2 separate regions of the Homo sapiens genome follow, and region 1 is linked to region 2. The links are chromatin loops, found by intact Hi-C in ENCODE. Cell type or tissue: GM12878. All regions are shown on one strand. Links, peaks and the distances in the headings refer to the core of each region. The heading gives the core; the rest is flanking DNA.

Region 1 (15,324 bases), core at 6,776-9,275, 1.6 Mb before region 2:
CACACACACACACACACACACACTGTAGCTACACACACACACACACACCCCATCAATTTCTGGTGAATACTCTTGTAGTCTCCTTTTTTTTCATGGAATGTGTCTATATTTGGGGAGGTAGTCAGTACAGATCTGCTTCATCATTTTAAATGTTAATATATCAAACCAACCCCTCTTCTTAGACCTATAGATTATTTCTAGTATATTCTACACCATGATTTCTCAATATTTACGTCTTTCCAATAATTATTTCTTTTGTTTCTCTCTTGCTAGGCCAGCTTCAAAATAGAATTTTAAAAATAAGATAAAAACATATTGTTAATTTGGAAGAAATTCCAGATTATATATATAGGTTGCTGATAACTTTTGCTTCAAGAAATTAGCTTGTTACAAGAAAATGTAACCAACTTGTGCATTTAACAGCTCATCCTGACAAAATTCAATTTGCTGATTCTTTTTGTATTTGATTCTTCTAACTATATATATATATATATATATATATATATATATATATACTTTCTGAATTTGTAAAGGTTATTTGCTGAGAATGGTTTGTTAATATGAGTGGAGACTGTACACTTAGGTGGGATTATAAAACCTGTTAGGATTAACATATCATTCTAAAGCACCATTCTAAATTGAGGACTCTGTGTTTAGAAGGATGATTTTTTTTATGTGTGTGTATGTATGTGTGGTATGTGTGGTGTGTTGTATGTGTGGTGTATGTGTATTTGTGTGTGGTGTATATGGTGTGTGGTGTGTTTGGTGTGTGTGTGTGTGATGTGTGTTATGGTGTGTATGTTATGGTGTGGAGGGTATGTATGTGTATGTGTGATGTGTATGTGTATATTGTGTGTGTATTTGTGGTATATGTGATGTGGTGTGTGGGGTGTGTGGTCTGGTGTGTGTGTGTGCTATGTGGTGTTTGGTATTTGTGTGTGGTGTGTATGTGGTGTGTGTGCGTGGATGTGTGTCTGGGTGGTGTGTGGGGGGGTGTGTGTGCTGTGTGTCATGTGTGTTTCCGTGGTGTGTGTGTGTTTGGGCGGTATGTGTGTGGGGTGTGTGTGTGGCATGTGTTTGTGTGGCATGTGTGGTGTGTGTATTTGTGTGTTGTGTGTGTTTGTTTGTGTGTTGTGTGGTGGGGTGTGGGAGGCTTTGACCTCTAGTCCAGCATTTTACAGTCTTTTTCTCACTGTATCCTTGGCCCTTATGCTTCTTAATACTAATGTAAGTTTTGTTAAAATAAGACGGAAGAAATAGCCATGGAGGGTGCGGAAGGGGAAGCCGAGGAGGAGGAAGAAACTGCAGAAGGAGAAGAGCCTGGAGAAGACGAAGATTCCTAGGCCTTTTCATGCTTCATTTCTTCCACTTCTCCAGGTAGCTACAGGATTCTGGGGTGGAAAAGCTGCTAGTTACCGTACTGTATGCTATCTGCGGCACATTTTGCTTAGTAACAGGAGAAAGGGAATTCCAATTCAGGGCTGTCTGTCTCCTTCCAAAGCCCTGGTCTGCACACCTTTCTGGCGGGGTCCAGCTCCTTTCTAGAGCTGCGGGGCTGCTGACCTTTCGTGGGTCTGTTTCTTGCACACTAGGGCACAGAAGGCTATGGTTGATGGGATTTCTAGGAAAAAGTGCACCTTTGATGCAGGGAAGAGTTTTGTTTTGCATTTACTTCCTCCTCTTCCTCTATATAAACTTTGTTTGAGAGAAGATACAGCAAGTGTCCTTTTATCAGCATTCTGTAACCTCAACTCCTCCACCAACCACATGTACAACTTTAGGGGGGTGACTACTGATGTTCAGAATGATGGCAATAAATTATAACCTTAAAAAATCACAAAGCTGGTGTTGAGTCATGAAAGAAAATTATTGCTGCCACGGGTTTAGTCGTCAGTGCTTGGTACTCCATTTCCGTTTCTATTAACCAGAACGCTCCTCTGGAAACACCGGGGAACATGGTGAAGTCCCTTTAGGTATCTTTGACAAGTAAGCTCTTGCTGCCTTCTGGTTTTAAACTTCCCTTGATGATGGAAAATAATTATGTAATTCTTACTAGTTTGATAAGTGCCACATATTAGTGAACATTTATTAAGTGTTAATAAGACAATAGAATCTGATAATGGATCTTGAGGACATGGGCGAATGCTTAAATATTGTGAGCCATACAGATAGGACAGCATGCGTGAAAACCCCTAAAGACATGAAGTGCATTAGCCGGGTGGGGTGGCTCATGCCTGCGGTCCCAGCTACTTGGGAGGCTGAAGCCTGAAAATCACTTGAACCCGGGAGGCAGAGGTTGCAGTGAGCCAAGATTGCACCACTGCACTCCAGCCTGGGTGACAGAGCAAGACTCTGTCTCCAAAACAAAAACAAAAACAAAAAACAAAACAAAACAAAACAGAAGACATTAAGTGCTATAAAAATATCTGTTTTTTCCTGATATTTGGCAAATACCTAGGTACATGTTGTATTATTATTAATATGATTGGCTTTGCAACTGAATTTGAGGCCATAGTTTATTCTCTAGGGCAACATTGCTCATGGTTTTGCTCTGGAGCTATAAGCGTTTTTTAAAAAATTTAAAAAAGTTTAGTCTTTTTATCTCCCATATTATGCCTCCACTGAAAATTAAGACGGCTTTTTGGGCTGTTACTCTCAGGAGATAATGATGGAATATGCACTCATTATTCTCTAAATGAGAGACACTTATCAAACCAGTAAGAATTACATAATTATTTTCCATCGTCAGTAGAAGTTTAAAATTACAAGGCAGCAAAAGCTGACTTGTCAAAGATACCTAAAGTGACTTCACCATGTTCCCCAGGCAGGTCTCTAGTTAAGAATTGGTGCATGTACAAAGAAGGGTGGATAGAAGGGTTTATTTGGAGAAGGAAGAAGAAATCTTTGGTGCTCTTTAAAAATTGGCTGACAAATAGCAATGCTCTTTGCACCAAAGTCCAATTTGAATAGTAGGGATGTCCCTTCTTAATAGACTTACAAAAAAAAGCTGATATAAAAAGCACTTAATCTATTTTTAGAGCATCTTGGAGCTAGTGAGGGTGGCCATCACACTTTGTTATTGGACCATAAAGGTTTTGTCATTCATTTGCTTGAATGAGAAAGTGATTCTAGCCCACGATTTGATGTCTCTCCAGGGTGTTTCTTTCATGCTCTGGACCCACAGACTTCTACTTTAAAGCCCTCTGCTTGCCACTTGGTTACAATTCCATTTCTAAGGAGTGGGTTGGGACTCATTTTTGAAAAAAAGGAAACTGGCAAGCTTAAGATATTCTACCTGAAGAATGGTAGAAAATGAAAATATGATTATATTTATCCTCATACCAGAAACAAAACAAAGCAAAACCCACAGTAACAGACTCATTGGTCCTGTTTAAATCCATGTCTGTTCACTCAGCTTGGAAAGTTCTTTAAAAATTGTGCAGTTTTAATGTGATAATTATAAAGAAATATTGGATGTGAAATGGCACAGCCGAGAGAGAATCTTTAATGTAGACAGATGGCTTCTTTATAGGCCATTTCCAAAAAAGAAAGAAAAAAAGGCAAGTTACAGTTGTGGCTAGCACATTCTGCCTGTTTCTCTGATGGGTTCTAGTTTGGAATCCAGTCCCTAATAGTCTGTTGTGAGGTCAAAATGTCTGACAGTGAAGGAGTAAACCAGGCAGCACCCTAAATCCCAGCCACTGACTCCCGAAGAGAGTCAATAACCTTTAAAATGCGACATGATGATGCAGTCAGGTATTCTGCAAACTATTTGGCTTCCAAAAACAAACCCATCTCATAACTCATAGATTATCCATGCATTTTATTTGAAAAGACGATTTTAGACAGAACAAGGCAATGAATGGAACTATGAAAGAATTCTCATTTCCCATAGTTGAAGTTGGAGTCAGAATCTATTATTATTATTATTTATTTATTTATTTTATTTTTTGAGACAGGGTCTCACTCTGTCACCCAGGCTGGAGTGCAGTGGTGAGGTCATGGCTCACTTTGACCTCCCTGGTCTCAGGTGATCCTCCCACCTCAGCTTCTTGAGTCGCTGGGATTACAGGCACGCACTACTATGCCTGGCTAATTTTCGTATTTTTTGTAGAGATGGGGTTTCACCATGTTGCCTAGGCTGGTCTCGAACTCTTAGGCTCAAGTGCTCTGCCCACCTTGGCCTCCCAAAGTGTTGGAATTACAGGCATGAACCACCACGTCTGACCTAGAATCTAAATTGATGTTTGAGTCCCAGGGCAAATAATGTCCAATATGAGACTGGATTCTACCTCCCCAAAGCTTGCCACTTAATACCTTCTTCTGGTGTAGCCATGAACCATTTAGAGCTCCGCCTCTGGGACCAAGCTGTCAATTCAGCCTATTTTCCATGAAAACACAGTGGGAAATTATAATTGGAGATGTTGTCTTCCTTATGGTGTTTGATATGTGTTTATGCAGAGAAAGGATATAAATCTAGCTTAGTTTTCCATGAGACAAATTCCCTTTCCTTTCAGTGGGGAGCAAATGATGACTAGTGGTTTATAGAATAAAAGGCAACACTTTCCTTTATTGTATGTTAAGTGATGAAGATTGTGGTAAACATTCTGTGTCTTTCTCTACAGTCTTTCCCTAATATTTGCCTTTTCTTTTAGAAAATGGAAGCTATGAAGCAACATTTCAAATGTCTCTCCACAAACCAAACTCAACAGAATACTTTGGCTTGAAGCCGGCACACCCAGGGTTACTGAGGACTTATGCTGCCTGACCTGGTTAGATGTACATGGAGGTATCTCCCGAATCATACAAAATTAAATGTGAAGACCGTTTATGCATACCTTCATGTGCCTGACAGTCTTGGCTTTTGAAGATTTTTTTTTCTTTTTTGCTCTGCATAGCTAGACCATCTTATTAATAATACTCTGAAAAAAATGATTTCAAGGCATGGAAGTTCTCTGTGATACAACAATAGTATTTCTTCAAATGCGCCTTATGCTACTTATCTCAGAAACAGGTTTTAAAATGAAGTGCTTTCCAGAGAACCATCATATAAATAAAGATTAATAGAAAAATATCTTGTCCCAAGGAGCATCATTTCATTATTTATAGTCTCTGCTTGCATATGCCTGAACTCCGTCTGTCTGTTGCCAAGTCTAAATCTTCAGCAGCACTTTTCTGTCTGCGTTGGGATCGATGTCTTTTATTGCACTGATTATTTGGTCCATGTTTTCAATTGCATTGATTGTCTCATTACGTCGTATTTTTTTTTTTATTACACACACGTTGTGCGTATCATCTTTGAAGCCTTATCTAACTGTAACTTTATCATCCACTTGTGTGGGGATGATGGTAAGGAGGGATGATGGTAAGGACAGAAATCTGCAACCCAGTGCCCTTCACACGTTTCTGAGCTGAAGGGAGTGGCTGCTTCTGTTTCTCCTGCTGTTGATTGATTTGTAGCCATGGCTGTGGAGACGGGTCCTGTAATTTTTCTTCCTGATGGCCAGGAGTGTGTGTTCACCTACAGCTGATCCAGCTCCAATGACTTGTACACCAGGTAAGTTTGATAGCATTTCTCTGCTCACCTGCCTGCCTCAGTTTACTGTAGATATTTTTTCTTCCTTGTAAGATTTTGATATTCCCCCTGCTACCTCCCTGCCTATGTGTGATTCCTTGTGTTTTTGCAGCAAATGTTGCTCCTGTATTGTCAGAGGGGCTCATCTCCTTGCTGTGCTCTTTTCCTATTTCATGTTAATTATGGCAATTCAACTTGGAGTGGCATAAACTTTCCCCTCTGGAGTCTGCCTCCTAATTTTGCAGCAGAGTCTGTTGGTGTTATTTCAGAGTGTATTCTGCAGTTGCAGAAGTCTCGTGGCTGTCATGAACTCTGGGAAACGGCTCTTTTCTTGTTACCCTAGTAACAAAAAAAGGCATTTTGAATAGAATTAGGTTATTTTGTTTCCAATCATTGAAGTAGTCTGTGTTAAAAACATTTCTCCCTTTGCTTAAGGTAAAAGACCACAGTAAAATGGAAATTCATATAATTGAAAATTAATTTCTACTTTTAATTTCATTGCACTAAATTATGTCCTATCTAAAAAGCTTGCATAATTTTTACAACAACCCCCTACACAAATAGGCCTTAACTTTCTTCTTCTTGCTCAGGGCTGACTTTTCTCTCTTTCATGGCAGAGTAGGATGGAGATAGATTTAGTTAGGTGCCAATTTTCCTCCTATTTCTCTCTCTCTCTCTCTCTTTTTTTTTTTTGAAACAGAGTCTTGCTCTATCGCCCAGGCTGGAGTTCAGTGGCAGGATCTCAGCTCACTGCAACCTCCGCCTCCCAGGTTCAAGCAATTCTCCTGCCTCAGCCTCCTGAGTAGCTGTGATTACAGGCACGTGCCACTACGCCCAGCTAATTTTTGTATTTTTAGTAGAGACAGGGTTTCACCATATTGGCCAGGCTGGTCTGGAACTCCTGTCCTCAAGAGATCTGCCCACCTTGCTATTTCTCATATTTTAAAAAGAAAATAAATATCTATGCTGACAATAAGCAAAGATAAAAACCCAGACCACTTATTTAAATTGAATTAATTTTTTCTTATATTGTTTTCCTGTAGTCAGAAACATTAACATCTTAGAAGGGTATTTGTATTTGCTCCTGTTTCATTTTATTTAAAGTATCACTGAAATGCAAAAATCACTTAGATCAATAGTACCCTATGGATGGTATCAGTTCTCTTCTAGTTTTGGCTTCAGCTGTCCCTTCAGCCTTCCATGGTTAGCAATCCAGTGGCACAGTGAGGAGAATCCCAGATATGGACTGTATGGTATCAAAATACGATTAAAAAATCTGAATGCTTTTCAATATAGGAAGCTTCTAGAAACTAAGCAGCATTGTGAATCTGTAAAAAAGAATAACTCACAAGGAAACCCCAAGTGAATAAGGAAAATCATTTTGAAGAAAAACCAAAAGAGACCAGAGAAATGGAATAATTGCATGATGATCTGAAGTGAATCGAAGTTCAAAGAGCTTGGTTTAATAGTATAAAGGAGGCCTGAACACGCAAAGGAACTGTTTCTTTTCTTTCCTTTTTTTTTTTTTTAATTAGAAAAGCAACTACACAAAAATTTGAGTGTATTTTTTTTCCAGCCACTGAACAATACACTCTCCTTTCCCCACTCTCCTCTCCTGGGCTCCCTCTCGTTTCTTTGGACTGAAATCTTCCTTTGTGGTTGTCTTTGAGTTCTTAGTTTTCTCAATGAAATGTGAAAGGTATAGGAAGAGAATGAACTGTATTGCCTGCAAAGATTCTTTGGAAATATTTACAGATTTTTTTTCTTTTTTTTTTTTTGGAGACAGTGTCTCGCTCTGTCGCCAGGGTGGAGCGCAGTGGCACTCTCACTGCAAGCTCTGTCTCCCAGGTTCAAGTGATTCTCCTGCCTCAGCTGCCGGAGTATCTGGGACTATAGGCCTGCACTACCATGTTTGGCTAATTTTTGTATTTTTAATAGAGATGGGGTTTCACCGTGTTGGACAGGCTGGTCTCGAACTCTGACCTCAGGCAATCTGCCCACTGCAGCCTCCCAAAATACTGGGATTACAGGCGTGAGCCACCATGCCCAGCCTACAAATGTTTTCTTTCAAAACTCATTTACCCGGGCCAGGTGTGGTGACTTATGCCTGTAATCCCAGCACTTTGGAAGGCCGAGGTGGGTGGATTGCCTGAGCCCAGGAGTTCAAGACCAACCTGGGCAACATAGCAAGACCCCATCCCTACAAAAAATACAAAAATCAGCCAGGCATGGTTGCGTGTGCTTGTAGTTCCAGCTACTCGGGAGGCCAAAGTGGGAGGATTGCTTGAGCCAGCACTCTAGCCCAGCCCATTGATCACGCTACTGCTCTCCAGCCCGAGTGACAGAGCAAGACCCTTTCTCAAAAACAAAACAAAACAAAACAAAAAAACCGCACCTCATTTAACTGTTAACACCTGTGCAAGCACGGCAAGTAGGTGTGAAGGGCCTGGTACATTGTAATAACAGAGAATGGCCATTAGGTGGCGATAAAAGACAAGCTTCTTGCTATGGTGTCGCTGCCCCCGAGGTCCCCTGGCTGTGAACCCGAGTCAGGGTACTGCTAGTTGACATTAGAAGGTGGGAAGAGGTATTTGTCAACCAGATGGAGGAAAATAGACAAAAACTCTACTTATAATTAATTTGTGAATTAATTAGTGTATCATTTATAAAGCTTTTATCCAAGATAACTTTATTTTGGGCCAAATGTGCATTTATTGTTTGAATGCACATCCTTGCATTATACAAAAGGAGCCTAAATTCAGTCAACAACTGATTGCATGTTGACAATTTTGATAAAGATACGGGGTCTTTTAGCCTCTAATGGGGTTCTATCTTATCAAATAAGTAAAAACAGAACTCTGATTATTGAAGGGGTTGATTATCCTTTTCTTTCGCAAGACTTTTAGTTCGAATAGAACATATGTCCAAATATTTGGAAATATATTCACGATCCTAACAAAGGCATTCCTTTCACAGTTGTCTAGGTTACTTGGCTTTTTCACTACTTTGTTTTGGAAGGACTTTCTTGGAAGTAGTAAAACTGAGTTGGGAAATCTTTAAAATGTATCAGTGCATCTGGCTGTTTTCCAAATCAGAAGTCAGGAGATTGTTCAATGATGCGGAAATGTACTCAGGTGTGGAAGATTCCAGTTGGGGAGGGGCTCAGGTGGACAGGTGTGAGTAGCATAGAGGGGGCGTGGAGTGGGGGCTTAACCTGGGGGGCTCCTGGTTCCAGTCCGGCATTCTGTAGATTTAGCACCCGGATCTTGTCAGGGGAGGTGAGAGAAACCTCCGAGGCAGACTCCCATGAATCAAGCTCACAGTCTAGGCTTACAATCAGGGTGTGGGCTTTCCTATTATTTTTATTCACTAACACTAACGGAGTGCCTGCTATGAGCCGGGCTCTGTATTAAAGGCTTCGTGTGTTGCCACAGTAACCCGATGAGGTGGATACCATCTTTATCTGGCAAGGAGGAAACTGAGGCACCGGGTTTCAATTCAGTACTTCGGCAATGGCTGAACCGAAGCTGAGATATACCTGTGTCCCACTCCAAAGCCACGAACAGCCTTCCCAACAAGCCCTTTCCTCTCGGTCCTGGACCACAGTACGGTTCCTCTACGGTGCCTGGCTGGCCGTGGGCAGTGTGCGCCTTGGCCCCAGAGCGCCTCCTCCGCCTGGCTTTGGTCCTCGCATTCTGTCTTCAGACTCGATGCCGTTCGGGCCCTGGTGCAAGGTGCCTTGCCCTTCTCACTTACTATCCACCTATTTTGTTTTCTTAGTTGCACCATCAGAGGTCTATTCCATTACCTTCATCTTCCAGTTCTTTGGGCCGCTAGCTGTGGCCGCCACCACCAGCGCCAGTTACAGAGGGAACTGGGTCACTGTCCACCCACAGGGTTCTAGAAATTGGTCAGTGGCCTCAGATCCGAAGTTTCAGGTTGCAGAGAGAAAATACTAAAACTGCCACCTGCCTTTTCCAGCCTGGTTGTCCTTGGATATATCTTGCCCACTGATGCGGAAGGACACACACACACCAATAACTCATTTGGTTCTGAGCTATCAACTGCCACGCAGTGATGTGCCAGAGTTGCAACCAGCCCCACATGGTATTTTTAGCTGAGAGAACAACTCCTTCTAGTTGAGGATGGTTTAATGAGTGCGTCTTAATCCCATGACATGAATTTTAGTTCGTTTTGTAGCAGGTCAGGTTTCTCTGTAGTCCCTGCTTTTTAAAAAATTATTTTTAATTTTAAATTAAAAATTTTGTGGGTACATAGGTGTATATATTTATGGGTTATATGAGATATTTTGGTACAAGCATGCATTTTGTTTTTTTGGGAAAGTTTTTATTTCTCCTTCATGTTTGAAGGATATTTCCACTGCATGTACTATTCTGGGGTAAGTATTTTCCCTTCAGCACTTCAAATATGCCATGTCACTTTCTCCTGGCTTGTAAGGTTTCTACTGAAAAGTCTGTTGGAGGTCCATTGTACGTTATTTGTTTCTTTTATCTTGCTGCTTTTAAGATCTTTTCTTTATCCTTGACCTTTGGGAATTTGACTATAAATGCCTCGAGGTAGTCTTCTTTGGGTTAAATCTGCTTAGTGTTCTATAACTGCCTTGTACTTGGATATTGATACCTTTCTCTAGGTATGGGAAACTCTGTTACCTTCCCTTTGAATAAACTTTCTGTCCCTACCTTTTTCTCTACCTCCTCTTTAAGGCTAATAACTATTAGGTTTACCCCTTTAGGCTACTTTCTAGATCCTGTAGGATTGCTTCATTGTTCTTTATTCTTTTTTCTTCTCTGTGTATTTTCTTATTTTTGATGCACTTTTTGTTTCAATAATTTTTGGGGTACAGGTAGTTTTTGTTTACATAGATACGTTCTTTAGTGGTGATTTGTGAGATTCTAGTGCACCTGTCACCCAAGCAGTGTACCTAATATGTAGGCTTTTATCCCTCAACCCCCTCCCAAACATCCCCTCAATCCCTTAAATTTCATTATATCATTGTTATGCCTTTGTGTCCTCACAGCTTAGTGCTCCCTTATAAGTGAGAACACATGATATTTGGTTTTTGATTCCCGAGTTACTTCACTTAGAATAATGGCCTCCAGCTCCATCTAAGTTTGCTGCAAATGACATTATTTCATTCCTTTTTATGGATGAGTAGTGTTCCGTGGTTGTATATATACCACATTTTCTTTATCCACTTGTTGGTTGATGGGCACTTAGGTTAGTTCTATATCTTTGCAATTGTGAATTGTGCTGCTATAAACATGCATGCGCATGTGTCCATTTCATACAATAAGTTCTTTTCCTTTGGGTAGATACCCAGTAGTGGGATTGCTGGGTCAAATGGTAGTTCTATGTATGTAGTCTGGAGATTCTTTTAAGAATCTCCATTCAGTTTTCCATAGTGATTGCACTATTTTACATTCCTACTGGTGGTGTAAAAGTGTTCACCATATCTATACCAACATCTATTGTTTTTTGACTTTTTCATTATGGCCATTCTTGCAGCAGTAATGTAGCATCTCATTGTGGTTTTAACTTGCATTTCCCTGCATTCGTGATGTTGAGCATTTTTTTTGTATGTTTGTTGGCTGTTTGTCTTCTTTTGAGAAATGTCTATTCATGTCCTTTCCCACTTTTTGATGGGTTATTTGTTCTTTTCTTGATGATTTGTTTGAGTTCCTTCACCAGTTATACTAGGTATGGCCATTTTACATAATCCCATATTTCTTGGAGATTTTGTTCATTTATTTTGATTCTGATTGGGTTAATTCAAAAGCCTTGTCTTCAGGCTCTGAAATTCTTTCTTCTACTTGTTCTAGTCTATTCTTAAAACTTTTCACTGCATTTTGTATTTCCCTAAGTGTGTCTTTAATTTCCAGGAGTTCTAATTGGTTTTTCTTTATGATACCCATCTTTCTGGAAAATTTTTCATTCATATCCTGAATTTTAAAAAATTCCTTTATTTTGTTTTTCACCTTTCTCTGGTATCTCCTTGAGTAGCTTAATAATCAATCTTCTGAATTCTGTGTCTGCTATTTCAAGGATTTTAGATTGGTTTGAATTCATTGCTAGGGAGCTAGTGTGATCTTTTGGGGTGTTATTGAACCCTATTCTGTCATATTACCAGAATTAATTCTCTGGTTCTTTCTCATTTGGGTAGACTATTTTTTCAAATTGTTCTTGAATGTATTTGACTGTATTTTTTTCTTTAATTTCTTTTTTTTTTTCTCTTAAGGGTCTGACTTCAATGTTTATAGTTTATTATAGCCTAATTTGATTCTTGGTGATTTTAGGGGGGAAGACTCCGTATGAGTTCCTTAGTTATAGAGAGTCTTTGTGTGCTGGCTTTCCCAGATGTTGGCTGTAGTATTTATGTACTTGGTGTATGGGCAAGTTCACTGTCTCCTACATGGTTGGAATAGCAAGGATCTCTTGAAGCTTATCTCATTCTCCCATTGTGAACAGTTTTTAAATGTATTTGATTTTTCCCCAGCATTTTATTTACTGAGTTGATGATTTAGGCTTCAGGCCAGTAGAGGAGGTAACCCTGGGTAGACACCAGTTGTAGCTAAAACAGGTAGGTAGCTGTAATACCCAGTGGTGGGCGCAGGTTCCAGCCTTGATGAAGGTGTCTGAGGGAGCTCTCAATTAGATGTCTAAGGTTTTATCAGGGTAAAGGGTGGGAGCTACCTCAGCTCCCCTGCCAGGCCAGCAGGAAAACTACTTACCTCCCAGCTTCACTCCTGTCCCAGTGTTCTGGCTATTCAGATCAGACAAGCACTTCTTTTCATCTGTAGGAATGTTGATGTTCCAAGTAGAGAGGGGTTGTGACTCTGCCTCCCACGCAAGCCTAAATCTGAGGAGTGCTCCTCCTGTGGGGATGCTATCACCCTGAATTGTACCAGAAGGCTGACCATAGGTGCATCCATGCTGCATACCCATGAGAGAAGCACCAGCTGTGTCTGCAATGGTGTACCAGAGAAGAACAAGAACCCCTTTTCCAAGACCCTTCATGTACAGACAGGCTGCCTGCCTACTGGGGCAGACTTTCCCTACTGTCCCTAGCAATGCAATTGTATCTCTGAAACTTCCCATTAGTGGATAGATCTGGGACTCAAGACCTGCTGTTTAGATTCTTTCATCTGGGTATTCTTCCCTTTGATGTTGTATTCCTCCTCTTCCCTAAAAATGGGAATTCCTGAGAACCATACTATAGGGATTGTTATTGCTCTCCTGGGTCTAGCCACCCAGTGGGGCTACCAGATTCCAGGCTGGTGTTAGGAAATGTCTACAAGGGATCCAGTAATGTGACCTGTCTTCAAGTCTCCCATCTGTAGATACCAGCACCAGCTCTGATGGAGGTGGCAGGGGAGCAATGTGGATTCTGTGAGATTCCTTGGTTGTAGATAGGCTTAGTGTGTTGGCTTTCTTGAATGCTGGTTATAATTGTAGTGAACTTGTCATGTGGATAGACTCAAGACCTCTGGTTAGCCAGGGTGCTGTATGCAGAGGTGATAGCTGAGGTCACATGACTGTTTTCTCCTTCCTGGGCACAGTGTTATTCTACTCAGAAGTGCTACAATGGACTGTGTTGGTTGGCCTCCATCCAGGAGGTGGTGATTGCCAAAGAGCACTAGCTGTGGTAGTAACAGTGGGATTTGAGCTTGCCCTAAGTTGCCCTGGGAAAGTATTCTGGTTTCTCAGGCAATGGGTGAGGCTATAAAACTCCCCAAAATTTATGTCCTTTGTGTAAAGCTACTAGAGTGGGTGGAGGGGCACAACCAGGTTGGGGCAGGGTTAGGCAGGTCTGCACTCTGACTCTCCTTGAGCAGGGTTAGTGACAGCTCCCGCAAGGGTTGGGGAAATTTTTTTCATGCTGCTTGGGTAATGTTCTGGAGAGGAGCATAACTGCCTCTGCTGCACAGGACAGTTTGCAAAGGGAGTGGGGAAAAGTGGGTAGCAGTAAGTCTCATGCAGCTCCCATGCATTTGGCAAGGCTGATCTCACTCCTGCAGTACTCTGCTAACAGTGCTGGGTTAGATCCAGGCAGTCTGTGCACAGAGCTGCGCCAGGCCATCAGCTTCCCTGCACAGATAGCAATCTTGGCTTTCAGGTCACACTGTTCCCCATCTGCCCACAAGGCTGGGTACCCAGCTCCTGAGGGTAGTGTCTGTAGAGCACTTGCCATTCACCCCTCCCTAGATTCTGCTCAAGGGAATTTGTCCCCACCTGAGATTATATTATAAAATTCAGTTGAAAACTTCTTAATTCAGTTGAAAGCTTCTTTTAAGTTGTGACCCCTCCCTGAGTTCGTTGGCTGACTTCTCTGAGGACCCCTGTGGGATATAATCAGGAATGGCTTCCCCCAGTTCATGCTGGAGACTGGGAATGCCTGCAAGGCACTTCCTGCTGCTGCTTCCACTTTTATCTTTCATGTCACTCCCTGAGTCTGTTCCAGCTCTGGGTAGAGTTAAGACCTTCTCCCATGGCCTGGATTTTCAGATTCCATGGTGGGTGTGTGTGCTCTGGAGGCAGACTCTCCCCCTCTCACACTCCGGGGACTTAAACAGTTTCTTACTTGTCTCATAGGGTAGGCTGCAGCCTGCCACTTCTTTCAAAGGTCTGTGGATTCTTTTGGTTTTCTTGTTAAGTTCCTGCTTTGATTCTTGGAAAAAAAAAATTCATTGTGAATCTCTACACAGTATTCTTTCCTTCCAAATATGAGAGACACACTAACACTGCCTCCGATCTGCCATCTTGGAAAAAAACCTGACTGTGTATTTGCAAATAGCCTGTCTTCAAGCTCACTGATTCCTTATTCTGCTTGATCAATTCTGCTATTAAAAAACTCTGATGAGGCTGGGCATGGTGGCTCACGCCTGTAATCCCAGTACTCTGGGAGGCCGAGGTGGGCGGATCACGAGATCAGGAGATCGAGACCATCCTGGCTAACACAGTGAAACCCCATCTCTACTAAAAATATAAAAAATTAGCTGGGCATGGTGGCAGGCACCTGTAGTCCCAGCTACTCAGGAGGCTGAGGCAGGAAAATGGCATGAACCTGAGAGGTGGAGCTTGCAGTGAGCCAAGATCACTGCACTGCACTCTAGCCTGGGAGACAGAGCAACACTCTGTCTCAAAAAAATAGAACAAAACTCTGATGAATTCTTCAGTATGCCAATTGCATTAGAAGTCTACCTAGTATTCTATTGTACTGCAGCCAAGCTGGCACTCAAATCATTAGACACAGTCTCTCCCGTTTCAACAGGCAGAGGAGCCTCAGTCACATGGCCACTATTGCCACAGGCCCACGAGGAGTACTGCCAGGCTCCTGCCAACGTTCACTTAAGGCCCAAGGGCTCTTCAGTCAGTTTGTGGCTCTTCAGTCAGATTCTGGTTAGGCCCCAGGAACTAGAGTCTTTTTAAAAGCTCCCCCAGCCTGCTGCCTTGAAGGATGCTGAAGTCCCTGCACTTGCTAACACCAACAGCCCAGGGGAGCTGGGTCCTGCCTCCACCAGCATTCCAGTGGTGGAGCTTCAATGAGGCTGGGCACCATGTACAGTGCCGAAGACCTCCTGATCACTCATGGGTACAAACTGTTGAGAGACCTCCCAGCACCACGCAGGGATAACCCTGAGGGATGCCAGCCAGCAAAGACAAGGATGCGAGTGGTCTGTGGCCTGCTGAATAGGCATGAGGATGGCCCTGCGGCCTTTGCACATCATAAG
Region 2 (15,324 bases), core at 5,838-8,337:
TGCACTCCTTGGCTCCTGCTCCCTTCCTGCATCTTCCAAGTGCATCCCTGCAACCTCTGGTTCCATCCTTACAGCTCCTTTTTCTGCTGGTGTCACTATTGTCTGCCGTTTCTAAGGAGGTTGTGATCACACGGAGCCAACCCAAATCATCCAGAATCACCTTCCCCATCTCAAGATCCTTAATTTATCATATCTGCAAAGTCCCTTTTGCCATAGAAGGTAACATCCCCACAGGTTCTGGGGACTAAAATGTCGGCATCTTGGGGGACCCATTCTTGAAACTGCCACAGGCATCTACCGTGAACCTGTGTCTACTGTGGAGAGCTGAGGATACACAGACTAAAACCCCACCTTCTGTCTCCCGTGTTCTCCCCTCAACATCCAGAAGAACCAAGTGGAGTAACTGGTGCCAGGCTAGCCCTCCTACCATCAACAATGGAAAATGGGAAAATTATGTGAAACAACTGCTTGAAGATGTAAGACATCAGACATGGCAGTACTGTGAGCTGTTGGAGAGAAAAATAAGATAAGCACTATGATTTACCCTGTTTTCTGACTTAAAGTACTTTCCGTATCATAGCATAGGGAAGGCAAGCCCATGCCTGTTTTCATTTTGCCTGGGATGTCCCCATCCCCCACCCCTCCTTCCCCGGGTCCTCCATCTTCTGCTCCTCCTTCCAGGGTTGGAGTTTGCCACTTTCTTTCCCTGTAAAAGACTTTCACGACTGGGTGCGGTGGCTCACTCCTGTAATCCCAGTACTTTGGGAGGCCGAGGTGGGCAGATCAGGAGGTCAGGAGTTCGAGACCAGCCTGGCCAACATGGCGAAACTCCATCTCTACTAAAAATACAAAAAATTAGCCGGGCATGGTGGCGTGTGCCTATAATCCCAGCTACTTGAGAGGCTGAGGCAGGAGAATTGCTAGAACCCAGGAGGCAGAGGTTGCGGTGAGCAGAGATCGTGCCACTGCGCTCCAGCCTGGGCGACAGAGCAAGACTCCATCTCAAAAAAAATAAAAAAAATAAAAAAATAAAAAAACTTTCTTCATCCACTGCGTAGCAGTGCATAGTAGTGCATAGTAATCCTGCTGAGCAGAGAAGACAAAGCTCAGAGTTTGGTTGCTAAGACTATGGGAGTGGGTGGCACAGAGTACATAAAGCATGGTTGGAGGAGCTTCATGGAGGAGCTGCAGAAACTTATACAGGGGTCTCCTTGAGTCTCTGAATGAATCGTAAGTTGGGGATATATAGGATGAGATTTCACAAGGCCAGGCAAAGCTTTTAGCAATAAACCACCAGCTATCCTTGGCACAGGGAGGTGAGGCTGAAAAGAGCTACGTAGAGATTCCAGAACTTGCAAAGAGCCAAGTGACGTAGGAGTACCAACTCGCCAGAATTCATAGGTCTGAGGAATACCCTAGGAGCTCAATTGAGGCCTCAGAAATGCCATGCCTCAGAAACTGTGGTTCTCTAGCCTCATAGTAAAAGCTACTTTATACTCACCCTAACATGCTTAAAAATAAGACTGAAAGAATCATGCTGAACTACATACAAGGAAATTAGCTACTTGCCAGAACAAAACTCAGGCCAAGTGTGGTGGCTCATACCTGTAATCCCAACACTTTGGGATGCTGAGACAGGTGAATTTCTTGAGTTCAGGAGTTCAAGGCCAGCCTGGGCAACATGGCAGGACCCCATCTCTACAAAAATATATATAAAAATTAGCCAGGTGTGGTGGCATGTGCCTATAGTCCCAGCCACTTGGGAGGCTGAGGCAGGAGGATCATTTGAGGTGGGGTGTTCAAGGCTTCAGTGAGCTGTGTTCACACCACTGCACTTCACCCTGGGTGACAGAATGAGACCCTATCTCAAAACAAAACAAAACAACAAAAAAAAAACACACACACAAAAAAACAAAACAACAACAACAACAAAAACCTCAATGCTCTTCAAGGAAGACAATATAATCCAGACACTTTACAAGCCAGCATTCACAATGTCCAGCATAAAATAAAAACTTACTAGACATGCAGACAGACAGGATAATTGACCTGATACCTGGAGGAAAATGTCATTAGAAAAAGACCCAGACACAATAAGAAGTATAAAATTATCACACCAGAATCTTGAAGCAGCTATTAGAAATATGATCATAGACTTACAGGAAAACACAAGCATAATGATGAAATATAGGGGATCTCAATCAAGATACGGGATCTATAAAGAAGAGTGGAAATTCTAGAGTAGAAAAACAAAACATCTGAAATAAAATATTCACTGGTTGAGTCTAACAGCAATATTTACACTATAGAAGAAAAGATCATTGAACTTGAAGACTGGGAAACAGAAACTATCCAAACTTAAAAACAGAGAGGAAAAAGGGGAGAAAAATGAACAGGGCCTCAGCAACTGTGAGACCAAATGGAGTGGTCCAGTAGACAAGCAAATGGAGTCCCAGAAGAAGAGGAAAGAGAGATTAGAGCAAAAAAAATTTTTTTAAATAATGGCCAAAATATTTTCAGATTTGATAAAAGATAGAAACCCACTATCTCAGTTCATTTGGGCTGCTATAACAAAATATTATCAACTGAGTGGCTTCAATGCAACAGAAATTTATTTTGCACAATTCTGGAGGCAGAGAAGTCCGAGATCAAGGCATCAGTATCTGGGATTATAAGGACTCTAATCCCATTCATGGGGGCTCTGCTCTCACGATCTAACCACTTCCCAGAGGTACCACCTAATACCATCATATTGGTAATTAAGTTTTCAACGTAATAATTTTGGGGAGGACACAAACATTAGCACCCACAAACCCTCAGGCAGAATATCACCAAAAAACCCACACTGAGATGTATCATAATCACACTTCTGAGAACTAGTGATGAAGGTCATCTTAAAAGCATCCAGAAAAAAAGAGACGTTACACACTGGAGAACAGTGATAAGAACGTTCTTTTTATCCTAATCAAACCAAAAAGAAGGTCATATGTCAGTGCAATGAAACATCTTTAAATAACACAAAGAATAAAACAAATGGACAACTTAGAATTTTACATTCAGCAAAAAAAGCTTTCAAAAATAGATATGCAAAAGGGGCATTTTCAGACCCCCTCCTCCCCCCAAAAAAGTCAGAGAACATTTCATCAGCACACCTGAACAACCAGAGTAAAGGAAGTTTTACACACAGAATGAAATGATACTGGGTGGAAACTCAGAAAGGTATAGAGGAACAAAGAATTCCAGAAATGGCAAAAATGAGTTCAAAATGAGGGTAGGTATAAAAGAATTTCTTTTTCTGTGATGCCTTTAAAAGTTAATGGGCTGTTAAAAGCAAAAATAACAATTGTGGGGTTTATAACATTTTGTAGAAGTAAAATGTATGCCATAAATAGCAGAAGGGACAGTGGAGGGATGGAATTATACTGCCATATGGTTATTACATTATACACATACATTATACACAAAATTATATAATATACTTGAAGGCAGAATATAAGTTTAGAGTGTCTACAGTCATCCTCAATATCCATAGGGGATTGGATCCAAGACCCTCTGCAGATACTGAAATCCAAGGATGCTCAAATCCCTTATATAATGTGGCGTAGTTGGCATGTGAGGTTTGCATACAGCCTCACACATCCTCCTGTATGCATTGCATCATCTCTAGATTACTTATGATACCTAATACAATGTAAATGTAAATAGTCATTATACTGAATTTCGAAGTGTGTATTATATTGTATTAATGTTTTAACTATTTATGATCTGTGGTTGGTTGAATCTGTGCATGTGGAACCTGTGGTTACGGGGGGCCCACTGCATTGTAAACCCTGAGCCATCACCACAAGGAAAAGTGAAACAGTCTGGAGGGAAAGAGAGAGGAGGAAATCAACAACTACAGCAAAGTGTTACTCTCAATGTCAACAGCACAGACAGGCACAGGGTGTGGTGAACACAGCGAGGTCAGCCAGCTTTTGCAGACCTTGGTATTAATGAAGTATTTCCAGAGAAGGTACCAGACCCAGGGAATGGGACCTGGAGGAGAAAGCCTCAGGGGGCAGCTCCAAGAAGAAGGAAAAGCATGTGTGACAGAACCAGGCTGTGAGGGAGCCAGCCTTCTACAGGAAGAAGACCCCTCTGAGCCTACTGTGAAATCACCAGCCCACCAGCAGGAGCAAAGAGTATAGGGAAAAAACACCCAAGTGAAAGTATTTGCATATTTCAACAGAGAATGTGTGTGTGCACGTGTGTGTGTGTGTGTGTTTGCACAAGCACATTTCACTTCTTGGTCAAGACATTCCACTTCATGGAGTTAAATCTCTTATCGCCACTCTTTCCAATCCCTGGCCCCCAGAATTACTGATTCTTAATTACAAAGATAAGCTGACAAAGTCCTTACATTAAAGAGGGCTTGCTACAGAAACACACCCCTGGGCCTAGGAAGGTTCAGTAATCTACCCCAGTCAAACAGGTGGTGGGAGATGGAGCTGAGATTAGGACTCAAAGGGCTGGACTCCAGGGTCTGCACTGTTAGACTCTGTGCTCTCCTTCCCCAGTCATAAACACGGAGGAGACTTCTGCTCCTCCTTCTGGGCTTGGAGTGTGTCCCTTTCCCTGGAAGAGACTTTCTTCATCCATGGCTTTGTCCCCGTGAGTTGGCTGCCTTGGTTGCAGCATTGGCAACAAAGTCTCTTCCAGGGAAAGGGGCACACTCCAAGCCTGGAAGGAGGAGCAGAAGTCAGAGGACCCAGGGAAGGAGGGGTTTAGGGAAAGGGGATATCCCAAGCAAAATGAACAGCGGTTGCACTGACACAGTGGTGTGAACGCACCTGGCTCCTTCAGGATGATATATGGGGGAATGGATACCTGAAGCCAGGAGAGAGAGGATGTTGGATGGAATGAATAATGAACAAGGAAAACTGTTCTGAGAGGTCACAGATTAAAATAAACCTAGAATGTGTTGGCCACCTCTTCTCAGAAGTGGATAATGAACAAAACTCTTCTTCAATCGGTTAAGCCAAAGGCAAAAGCCTGGGACATGCAAACGCCCCTCCTTTTATGCAGCTAATTATACCCGGAGTCCAGGTGAGACTCGATGAGTTAATGAGGATCCACTCAAAGTCTATCACGGTCCAGAGACAGAGCTAGACCCAGACATGTCCCCTGTCCTCACCAAGCTCGTAGGCTAAAGGAACACAGACAAAGCAAGCAAGCAAGCAAGTATAATGCGGCCTGGTAAGTGCCAGATCGGGATGGTTCCCTTTTCCAGGCTTGATTCCGCAGAGGCAAACCTGGACACAAGGAGTTGAGCACAGCAGTTAATTTGGGATGTGAGCCAAGAAACACTCATGGAGGAGCAGGGAAATGAGACAGAGAAAGGAAGGAACCCATGCACAGTGCACAGTGGGCACCTGGGCCCAACCCCACTGGGGACGTCTAGGAGGCTGCATACGTGGTACATGCCCCCAGGCTGTACTGGCAAGCAGGGAGGAGCTGGGTGTTTAGCCACTACCTCCCATCCACCGCTGAGGAAGGGCTGTTCTTGACACACAAATTTGCTGACATTTAGTGAGCCCCTGTTCTAACATGCAATCCTGTGGCAGGAGGAGGTGGCCCTGGGGAAGAAAATCAGGGGCAAGGGTCAATGCAGCCATCAGGCAATATGGGGGTTCAGGAGGCTTCCTGGATGTGCTGGTGCTTAAGCTAAGAGCCAGTTGCAAAGCTGGAGTCAGTTGGGCAAGGAGAATGAAGGAGTAGCGTATCCCTGGTAGGAACGGCACTAACCATATTCACCAAAACTGCTTATGTGTGTATTTTGTTCCCCGCGGGGAGTAAATTCCAATGATTAGGTCTTATTCATCTTTTTATAAACCTTCCTCAAGTGTTTGTTCCCTTTGGGCTGGGCCAGAAAAATCTAAGATAAAGAAGTGTGGGGCTAGGTACGGTGGCTCAAGCCTATAATCCCAGCACTTTGGGAGGCTGAGGCAGGTGGATCACCTGAAGTCAGGACTTTGAGACCAGCCTGATCAAGAACATGGTGAAAACCCATCTCTACTAAAAAAAAAATACAAAAATTAGCCAGGCATGGTGGTAGATGCCTGTAATCCCAGCTACTCGAGAGGCTGAGGCAGAAGAATTGCTTGAACCCAGAAGGCAGATGTTGCAGTGAGCTGAGATCTCACCACTGCACTCCAGCCTGTACAGAGCTAGATTCCATCTCAAAATAATAATAATAATAATAAAACAAAGAAATGTAGGACAAGATGTAAAGGCAACAACTGGTCTACCACCTGTCTAGCTTCAGGAAGAGATGGCCACCAAAAAAGAATGATCAAGATGAAACTCTTACCACCACAAAGAAAGTGTAAAAATTGCTGGGGGGTTACACAACTTTGAGTGGAAGAGGCCATGCAATTTGTTTTGAAAAAAAAAAGTACTATTATTTTACAAAACCAAATATATTGTTTAATTAAAATGTATAGAATGCATAACATTCTATAAGTGGAATCACATTATACATGCCAAATTTAAAAAAAAAATATCCACAATATGCTGTGGGAGCTATTTATACTCATAAACATAGCTCTAGAACGTTCTAGAATATCATATTGTATCAGATTTCTATGCATTCTTTTTAGCCTATCTATACCTTATGGTCTTTAAAGAAGGCTAATGCAAGTAAATACCTGCTTTCTTTTTTCTTCACTTCCTTGAATGTTTCTTGCGTTTTCTTTGAAATAAGAAGCCATTTTCCTCGAGCATTTATTCACACCATAGCCTATGCAACAATGCAAGACACCATGGTTTTGTGGGTCCAGGCCATTCCTTTATTTGGGGGGCCTTTGATGTCCCAGAGCAAGTTCTCACCAGAGCTGACCTCATTGTTTGGACACAGGATCCTGCCAGACCTACCTTATACTGACATCTGCTGGTCATCTCGAGGTCATCTTCAGTAATAGTTAAAATGGAGAAAGACTTTGAGTTGTTTCCCAGAGTATGCTGAAATTTTTCCCTCAGTTTTCAAGGCTTTAACCAAGACATGCAACAATTTTTCTGGGCAGCTATGTCTGTAATAGAATACATATCTGTTGGGTCTTGTTTTTCTCCATCTTATGTCATCTATTGCTGCTACTTGCAATTGGTTAGACCAGCTATCCTCACTCAACACTATCCCGGGAGCATTTGTGATGGAAAAAAAAAATGGGAAACTTACATAAACTGTTCCCCATTTTTTTGTTTGTTTTCACAAATTATCCTCAGATCCTGAGCTTAGGTCTTCCACAGAATGAATATAAGGGGGATGGGAGGACAGGGAGCATGGAGAAGCGACTTTGAGAAGAGCTTGTGTCCAATGCCAGCTCCTCACTCTCCATAACACTGTGTCACAGTGGCTCCAGCCACTCGTAAGAGCCAGTCCCATCACAGGAATTTCAGTGGCAGAAAACTAAAATGGTTATCCATCATTCTGGAAAATAGCTTAAAACTGAAAGGCAACCTTCCAGAACCCGAGTTCCTACAAAAAGAAACTCCTCCTAGAGAGTGAGCTTCTACTCCCCTTCCATCCGTGCCTGCCACTCCCCACTGGTGCACCCCTGCCCTTGCCCCTCACATGACACTGTGGTCCCAGAAAGCAATTAGACTCCCAGGTCCCGTGGAACTGGGTTCAAATCCCCTCTCCAAGCCTCATTTGTGTGAACATGAGTTAGTAATAAAACTTTTCTAAGACTCTCTTTCCTCAACTGTAAAATACATAAATTACGATAACAACACGGAATGGAAATGTGGTCGTGAGGACTGAGATGGAATCACTTTCCCCCTCAGCCTCGCAGCAGATGTCCAGCCTCTGCTCTCTCCCTTTTTTGGCTTAGTTTCCAAGTTTTATTCAAGAACTCATACAAAATATTCCGGATAAATGATGTCTAATCCTCATCTTCCTCCTCTTCTTTTTTTTTTTTGGTTAATTTGGAAGTAACATAATTTGTAAGTCTCTGTGCTGTTAGTAACGAGACACAATCAAACACAGAGATTGTTGCTCAAATATTTTTTGGTGAGATATTGCAAATACCATTTGGAAAAAAAGCACCTCCTCCTTCCTGCCTCGTTGGCCTGCTCCCTGTGAGAGCCTGGATCTTAAAAGCAATCTCCACCTTCTCCCACACCTGCAGTCAAGATGTTCCCCACTATGGCACTGAAGCCACTCTCAGCAAGCCCATCTGTGACCTATTGATGATTTTTACGTCCTCTTCTGGCTTGCCTTCTGAGGATTTCATCGCACCCACTTCCCTAGTTTTCCTTCTGCTCCACTCCAGGTCAGACCCCTTTACTAGATCTTCCTCCTCAACCCCTTTCAGAAGGGGCAGCTCAGAGGTCACCCTTAGATGCCCATCTTTGACTTTCCCCTAGTTGAGGTCCCACAGCTGTATTACCTCTATGCTGATGATGCCTATACCAGTAGTTCAGCCCTACCTCTCCCTGAGCTCCAGGCTCATATATCCAACTATTTCCAGGACATCTCTTTTGGATGCTGTGCGGGACATTTTTACACACCACCTCACATCCTCTCAGCCCACCCTTTTGCTCCAGCTGTTGCTGTGGTAACCAGCTGCACACAGGAGGGGCTGATTCCACCTGCAGCCTGAGGCCACGCACACCTCTCGGTTCTCCCCCAGGACAGCTTGGCTGCTGTAACTGTGGCACCTGCAGGAGCCCACTCAGTCAGTCACAGGGGGAGCCATCGTACACCTGGAAGAGTAAGAGAGTTGACACGCCCAGGCAGCCCTTGGTAGGGAGTGGAAACTGGTGGTGATCCTGTCCCCTCCCACTTCCCAGCAAGACCCAGCCCAGATGTCCACAGCAGGGATCAGCTCCAGAACATACTCAGCGTTGGGCTTCCCTCCTCGGTCTCACTTCTTCCCAGTCCCTGAGATCGCTTTCCCACACAAATAATATGCAGCTCTGCTCTTCTCAAAGGATCTGCTTGTGGGGGGAATCCAAACTAAGGCCCCTCAAACATAACAGAAAATGTTACTCTTCCAGCTTCGTTTCTCCCCTGCCCCATCTTCACATCTCAACAAATGGAACTGATAGCAGTGGTAGCCTGTCTGGAGCAGCCACTGGGAAGACGGCTGCAGTGGCGGAGGTATAGCCAGGGTTGCACACTCTGCAGGGCTGGTGGGAGCCAGGAACAGGCGGGAGCCCAGCCACAGCTCCAGACCCAGGCATCCCAGTGCTCTTGGAGGCCCGGGAAGTCCCTGCCCCTGCAGGCTCAGAAGTGCTTGTTCTGCTCCAGCCATCTGGCCGTTCCCCTCTACGGGTGCCTGTTCCAGTGAGGAGCAAAGTTGTGGCAGAGCCTGGGTGCTGTCACAACCCAGCTGGGTGTGTGCATGCTCAGGGTGGTGCTGACCTGCCAGCCCCATGCAGCTTCATTCCTTTCAGAACTTTGAGCATCAACAAGCATTGGAGGGAGGTGAGGGGGGGATGAGGGCACCTTGGCGTAGGCCTGCAGGCACCCCTCAGCATGAACAGCCTGGGGGCCGTGGATGGTATGTTGATGGCAGAAAGGAGAGAGGTTCCTGGGTAGAATGGGGTGGCCCCTGGTAAAACCCCACCTTTAAGCCAGGGACACCCTAAAGCCTGGGGGGCTGGGCTGCCAGTTCTGGGTGGAGTCTGCAGCTCTGAGTGAGAAGTTATGGTGTTTTTTCCAGGCCTGCCCATGGCCACTCATGGACCAATCAGCACGTACTTCCTCCCTTCTGAGCCCATAAAAACCCCTGGACTTACCCAGACTCACATAGATGTCGAGACTACCAGCTGCAGAAAGGAGCTACCCATTTTGGGTCTCCTCGACTCATTTGAATGACCTCCCTGTGAAAAGGAGCTATCCACTTTGGGTCTCCTGAGAGCTTGTTCTGTCACTCAGTGAAGCTCCTCTCCACCTTGCTCACCCTCCAGTTGTCTGCATGCCTCATTCTTTCTGCACACTGGACAAGAACTCAAGACCCACTGAATGGCAGGACAGAAAGAGCTGTAATTCAAACAGGGCTGAAACACCTGCCCCTGCTCACCACTGTGCGTGATGAGAAGGAGAAAAGAGCTGTGGCCCTTCGGGGAGCCCAGATCTAGGAGCTCCCCAAGCCAGGGCTGTGACACCCTCTTTGGGGATCTGCAGTTCCTGGTGTCTCCAAGCTTCCAGGTGCCACTGTGTTCCCCTCGTCCAGTTGTGGGTGCCCACAGCAGAAGCCACATGCAGTACATCTGGTCCAGCCACAGCTTCGCACAGAGCTAGCACCTGTGCTGGCACCTGGAGCTGCCTGCCCCACTGTAGCAGCTGGCATGCCTGGCCATGCACAGTGGCTGGATGCCCCCACCACACACCCCTTGCTGCTCCACACCTGGCTGACCCGTGGTAGGTGTGGGATCTGGGCTGATAGCGTGAGCCAAGCACAGGCTGCCGGGCTGAGTGGGTGGGACAAGCCCACTGGGTGCAAGCAATACTCAGGCAGAAAGTGCCACCGACCACAGAGGTTTCCAGCTGGCGAAGTGACAGCCCAAGGATCCCGTGACAGAACCACATCTGCCCCATGTCTCATGTCAATCTTAACTCCTCATGCTTTACCTTGTCCTGCAGGGTCCATCTATCAGCAAGATCTACCAGCTCTGGCTTCAAAATAGTCCCCAGATCTGTCCACCTTTCTCCGTTCTTCTTTCTCCGTCAGGATAACATAGTCCAAGCCACGACCATAGCAACAGACTCCTAACTTGTTCCCCCCTCTTCCATTCTCAGCCCCAACAATCCTTCCTCCACCAGGCAGCCAGAGTGGCCTGTTAGTCTTGGAGAGGTAAACAGTAGCATATCTTTGCCCCACTCAGTGCCCTCCAACGGTGAGCCATCGAAAGCCTGCTCAGCTCTGAGACTGTTGCACCCTCTCATGGAAAGTTCAACAAGAGTGAGCACAGGTTGGACATGTTGAGTTTACTGTTTATTTTATGACATACTTCCAAAACCCTCTTAAAGAGAATATCCCGAATATATTGTGCTGCAGAAAACATGCAGCTTCATTCCCTGCCTTTACTCACTTTTTTACAGTGTTTTCTGTTTCTGCTATATATTATTACTCTCTGGTCTTTTTATCAATAATCACTTACACAGAATATGGGCTGGGAGGATTTCTCAAAGGGAGGTCCTGACCATCTGCAGAGCGGATGTAGTTTGGATGTGTGTCCCCTCTAAATCTCATGCTGATTGTAATCTCCAGTGTTGGAGGTGGGGCCTGGTGGGAGGTAGGAGGTGTTTGGGCCATGGAGACGGATCCCTCCTGGCTTGGTGACGTCCATGTGACAGTGAGTGAGTGCTTGTGAGATCTGGTTGAGATCTTGCTTGCCCTCTGTCTCTCACCATGTGACACGCCTACTCCCACTTCACCTTCTACCATGAGTAAAAGCTCCCTGAGGCCTCCCCAGAAGCTGAGCAGATGCCGGCACCATGTCTGTACAGTCCGCAGAACCACGAGCCAATTAAATCTCTTTTCTTCATAAATTGCCCAGTCTTAGGTATTCCTTTATAGCAATGCAAGAACAGCCTAACACAAGGTCCAATGCTGTCCCCTGCACCACATCCTTCCCGAGTCCCCTACTACCTCCACTGCCCCTTTGAGGGCTACACGGCTGCATTTGGCATCTGCACATGGGATCCCCTGCATAAGAAGGAGCTGCCACTCATCTGAACAGCACAAACAGGCCACGGCAGGATTCCTCACATCTTCTGAACCTTCACACTGCCTTAGCGGCAGTGGCTCTCCAAGGCACCCGCTCATGGAAAGGGGCCCTGTGTGATCCTCAAGCACCCGGGGTCACCCAGTCCTTTCTCCTCAGTTTATGGGTACACCAGCCTGTCTGAAGCCCAGACAGTCCACAGGCATCCAGAGCTTAGCAGGTCACTACTCAAACTCGTCATGATGATGCCCATTCTGTAAATGAGAAAATGGAGGGAGAGGATAAAGAACTGGCCTAAGGTCTCAACCGTTGTTCATTGTTGAGTGCAAGACTGAATGCCATAGCCCTTGACACCACAGCTGCTTTCTCCTGCTCTGTGCTAGGAGGCCACAGCTGTCCATACCCCAGGACACTGACCTACACCAGTGCATGTGACCACCGCCACATGAGATACTGCCTGCCTCAGGAGTCACTGTGCTTCAGAGGACACCTACACTTGCACACACCACAAAAGCTCACACATGCATTCACAACACACGCAACACACATGCACACACAACACATGCACTCACAACACACATGCAACACAATACACACACGTGCACAACACACATGCACACTTCTGCACACACCACACATCATACATGCACATACACAACACAACCATGACCCCAATACACAGCACATATGCACACATGCGCATACATACATGCACTCAGCACATACACATACACACACGGCCCCCACAGAGGTTTTGTGCTTATGCTTATGACCCAGAGACTATTCAAGTGCATGTGGGGTCCATGCAATTTCTCCTGGCCACCTGCCCTCCCTCCCGCTCCCACGGCTTCCTCTCTACTCTCTGGAAAGCAGCTGTGGTGTCAAGGGCTATAGCATTCAGTCCTGCACTCAACAGTGAACAACGGTTGAGACCTTAGGCCAGTTCTTTATCCTCTCCCTACATTTTCTCATTTACAGAATGGGCATCATCATGATGAGCCTGCAATAAAAAATTCACGCGATGTTGCTGAGACCCTCAGTGCACTTCCACACGGGCGCGCTTGCTCCTTCAACGATTGCCGCCTCTGTAGCGCATCAGATCCCACTTCACAGGGCAGGTCTCAGGAGATGGGTGCTGCGGGCACCCCGGGTTGGAGCCAGTTTCCCAAGGCAGAGTGCTCCTGGGCTACTGCTTGACTGATGAGCACAAACCCCGGGACAGGAGGGAGGGACAGGGGCAGAGCGAGGCTGCAGAGAGGCCGATTGTCAGTGTGGACTCTGCAACAGCCTGTGCGATCCCAGGACAGCACCCTGGAAGGCTTATAAACCTCTCAGGAGCATCCCTTGGGGAGTACACCCCCCTTACCCCACCCAGTCCTCAAAGAAGGCCACACTGCATGGGAGTGGCTCTGAAGAGGGCCCTGTGTGGTGACAGCAGGGAAGCCCTGGGTGGGAGGCAAGAGGGGCAGGCGTGAGCAGGTGGCGCACTGTCGGGTGCACACGTGCGAAGCTGGTCAGATTCACCCCAAAAGAACACAAGGTACAGAAGTGCCTCGAGGACCTGAACTGGGGCAGAAGAGGCTCTGCTACACCCTTGTTTCCAAATCAAATCATCATCCCTGCGGAGCCCTCTGGCTGTCCGTCCTTTGTTTTCTTTCTTCTCTTGACTCCTGTTACCTCCGCATTTCTCAACTCTTATGGGGAAAGTTTGGACTTTTGAGGATACTGTTAGCCCAAAAAGCATCCTTTCATTCTGCCAGAGAAATTGACCATGCTCAGCATGCTGGGTTCCATCTGCAGAGCCACTCACGCTCCCGGCCTGGTTCCACGCCCAGCAGTGTCGCTGCTGCCGCCATGTATTCTGTTGCTATCGTTCCTGTAGTTGTCAGCACTGTGTTGTGTTGCTGTTTGTGGTGGTGGTGGTGGTGGTGTTTGAGTCCTGGGATCACTGCAAACCCCAGAATTCTTCAGATCCAGAGCTTGCTAGAATTTGGAACAACTGAGTCTGCCATATCCCCTTGTTCCCACAGTATCTAGCATGTGCCTGACACATTGTGAATGAGGATTCATTGAGCAATGTCCCTGGGGGATAAATATCATTAAATTGGAAGCAAATAAAAAATGGTAGCAGACATCCAACTCACCTATTTATGGGTGACTCCCAGGCATGGAACTGGAAAGCCCCAAATTCCCATGGCATGCAGAGTATGCACCATGAGGAACTGGACAGAGCAGGAAGTTTAATGTGTTGGATGCTGCCCAGCAGGCTGCATCCTGCTTGGTGTGGGTGAGTGACACTTGCCACTGGAACTTTTCTTGACCCAGAATTCTTCAAACATTCCATTGTGGGAATGGCTGCTTTTGATTTCCCTTATGGCTTCAGCCTGGATTAAACCCGGGTGGGGGTTGTTATCTGCACAGGGAGCCAAGAGTGTGGGGCCACAGGCAGAGGCTGTGCAAGGAATTGGAAGTTCCTTGGCCATCATCTGTCGGTTGTGGCTTGCATGGATGGGCTGGCCAGGATGTGGCCCCCCTTGTGCCACAGCTCCCCACCCTCTGCCAAAGAAAGTCAGGTTCACAGAGGCATTTTTTTGGTCTTGTTTCATTTATTGCTGAATTCCTGGGCCCTAGACCAGTGTCTGGCTAGCGCATGTTGAATAAGTCATTCAATCAATCAATCAGTCAACTGGAGACTTAGATGAGCTAAGAATTAAGCAGACCAAAATTTTTGGCTGCCTACTTAATATTGCAGAATTAATCAAAACTGGTTTTTACTGTGTTCATTTTGGACACCTCTATGTAATCTCTCTCTGTCTCTCTCTCTTTCTCTCTCTACCCTCCGCCACCCCTCTCACAAAAACAAAAACACTACCCATTCACTCCTTGAATTATAGGAGGATATGGGAATTGGGATGAAAAATTCCCCAATACTTATAAATTCCTTCCTGTTCTAGTACCACCATCTCCAAACATCTCATTGGGGGCAAAAAAAATAAAATTTAAAATTGTGTCTGCATATGAAACCTCTCAAAACCGAAAAGAGAAAACAAGGATTTTTCCCTCTCTCTATTTTGAAATTGGCTTAAAAAGGAGTTTGAGAAAATCTTGTCCATCTGCTGCCCAGCCTTCACTCTGCTGAGCATTGCTCAGTCAGGGTTACATGAAGCTGAAGAAATAATGGAAAGGCACAGAAAACCTCATCCCAACCCACACCGCTAAGCATTTTCCAAAACAGCACTCTTGCCAAATGGGCTTTTGGCTTCATCCACTCGAACAACTTTCTTGCTCACTGCTAAGAGGAGGCGTTTTGGCAGGGAAAGGAATGCATGGTGCGAGTCTGACATTCCATTCCAGTGGAGACACAGGGTAAGAGACAGGTGACGCTACCTAGTGTCCTCTGTGCAGAGCGTTCCTCCTGCCACACACTCATCCTCCTGTCAGCCAGTTCCAGCAGGCAGCTGCCTCTCTGCCCCACACTGCCCCTAGCAGCTGCTTGCTGATGGATTCATTTCACGGATTGTGTGTTTAGGGCATGCGGTCCGCCAGGCACTGTGGTAAGTGCTTGATGTATATGAACTCTATACAACCTACAAGGTCGGTATTACTGTTCTG

Evidence for each region. Peaks named below come from ENCODE experiments on the same cell type or tissue, not always from the same donor. Only the 100,000 strongest peaks of a DNase experiment are listed, where the experiment ranks them.
Region 1: it touches region 2 in a loop (10-fold over the local background); 3 of 110 quality-filtered maps call a loop at or near these places.

The regions. Positions count from the first base shown.
Region 1 is chr21:39,510,433-39,525,756 of GRCh38, forward strand. It overlaps GET1-SH3BGR (GET1-SH3BGR readthrough), which reads left to right. Exons shown (of 14, transcript NR_146618.2): 13 at 1,248-1,377; 14 at 4,656-5,072. SH3BGR (SH3 domain binding glutamate rich protein) reads left to right here. Exons shown (of 7, transcript NM_007341.3): 6 at 1,248-1,377; 7 at 4,656-5,072. The coding sequence ends at 1,343. Among named protein-coding and RNA genes, the nearest start is that of SH3BGR, 66 kb to the left of the region's middle. In GM12878, for the core only: a CTCF peak has its summit at 8,059 (motif pointing right); a DNase peak (open chromatin) is centred at 7,999.
Region 2 is chr21:41,127,195-41,142,518 of GRCh38, forward strand. It overlaps LINC00323 (long intergenic non-protein coding RNA 323), which reads right to left. Exons shown (of 2, transcript NR_024100.1): 2 at 14,306-15,324. Among named protein-coding and RNA genes, the nearest start is that of LINC00323, 13 kb to the right of the region's middle. RefSeq lists a silencer at 13,953-14,149. In GM12878, for the core only: a CTCF peak has its summit at 6,922 (motif pointing left); no DNase peak of the experiment used is centred there.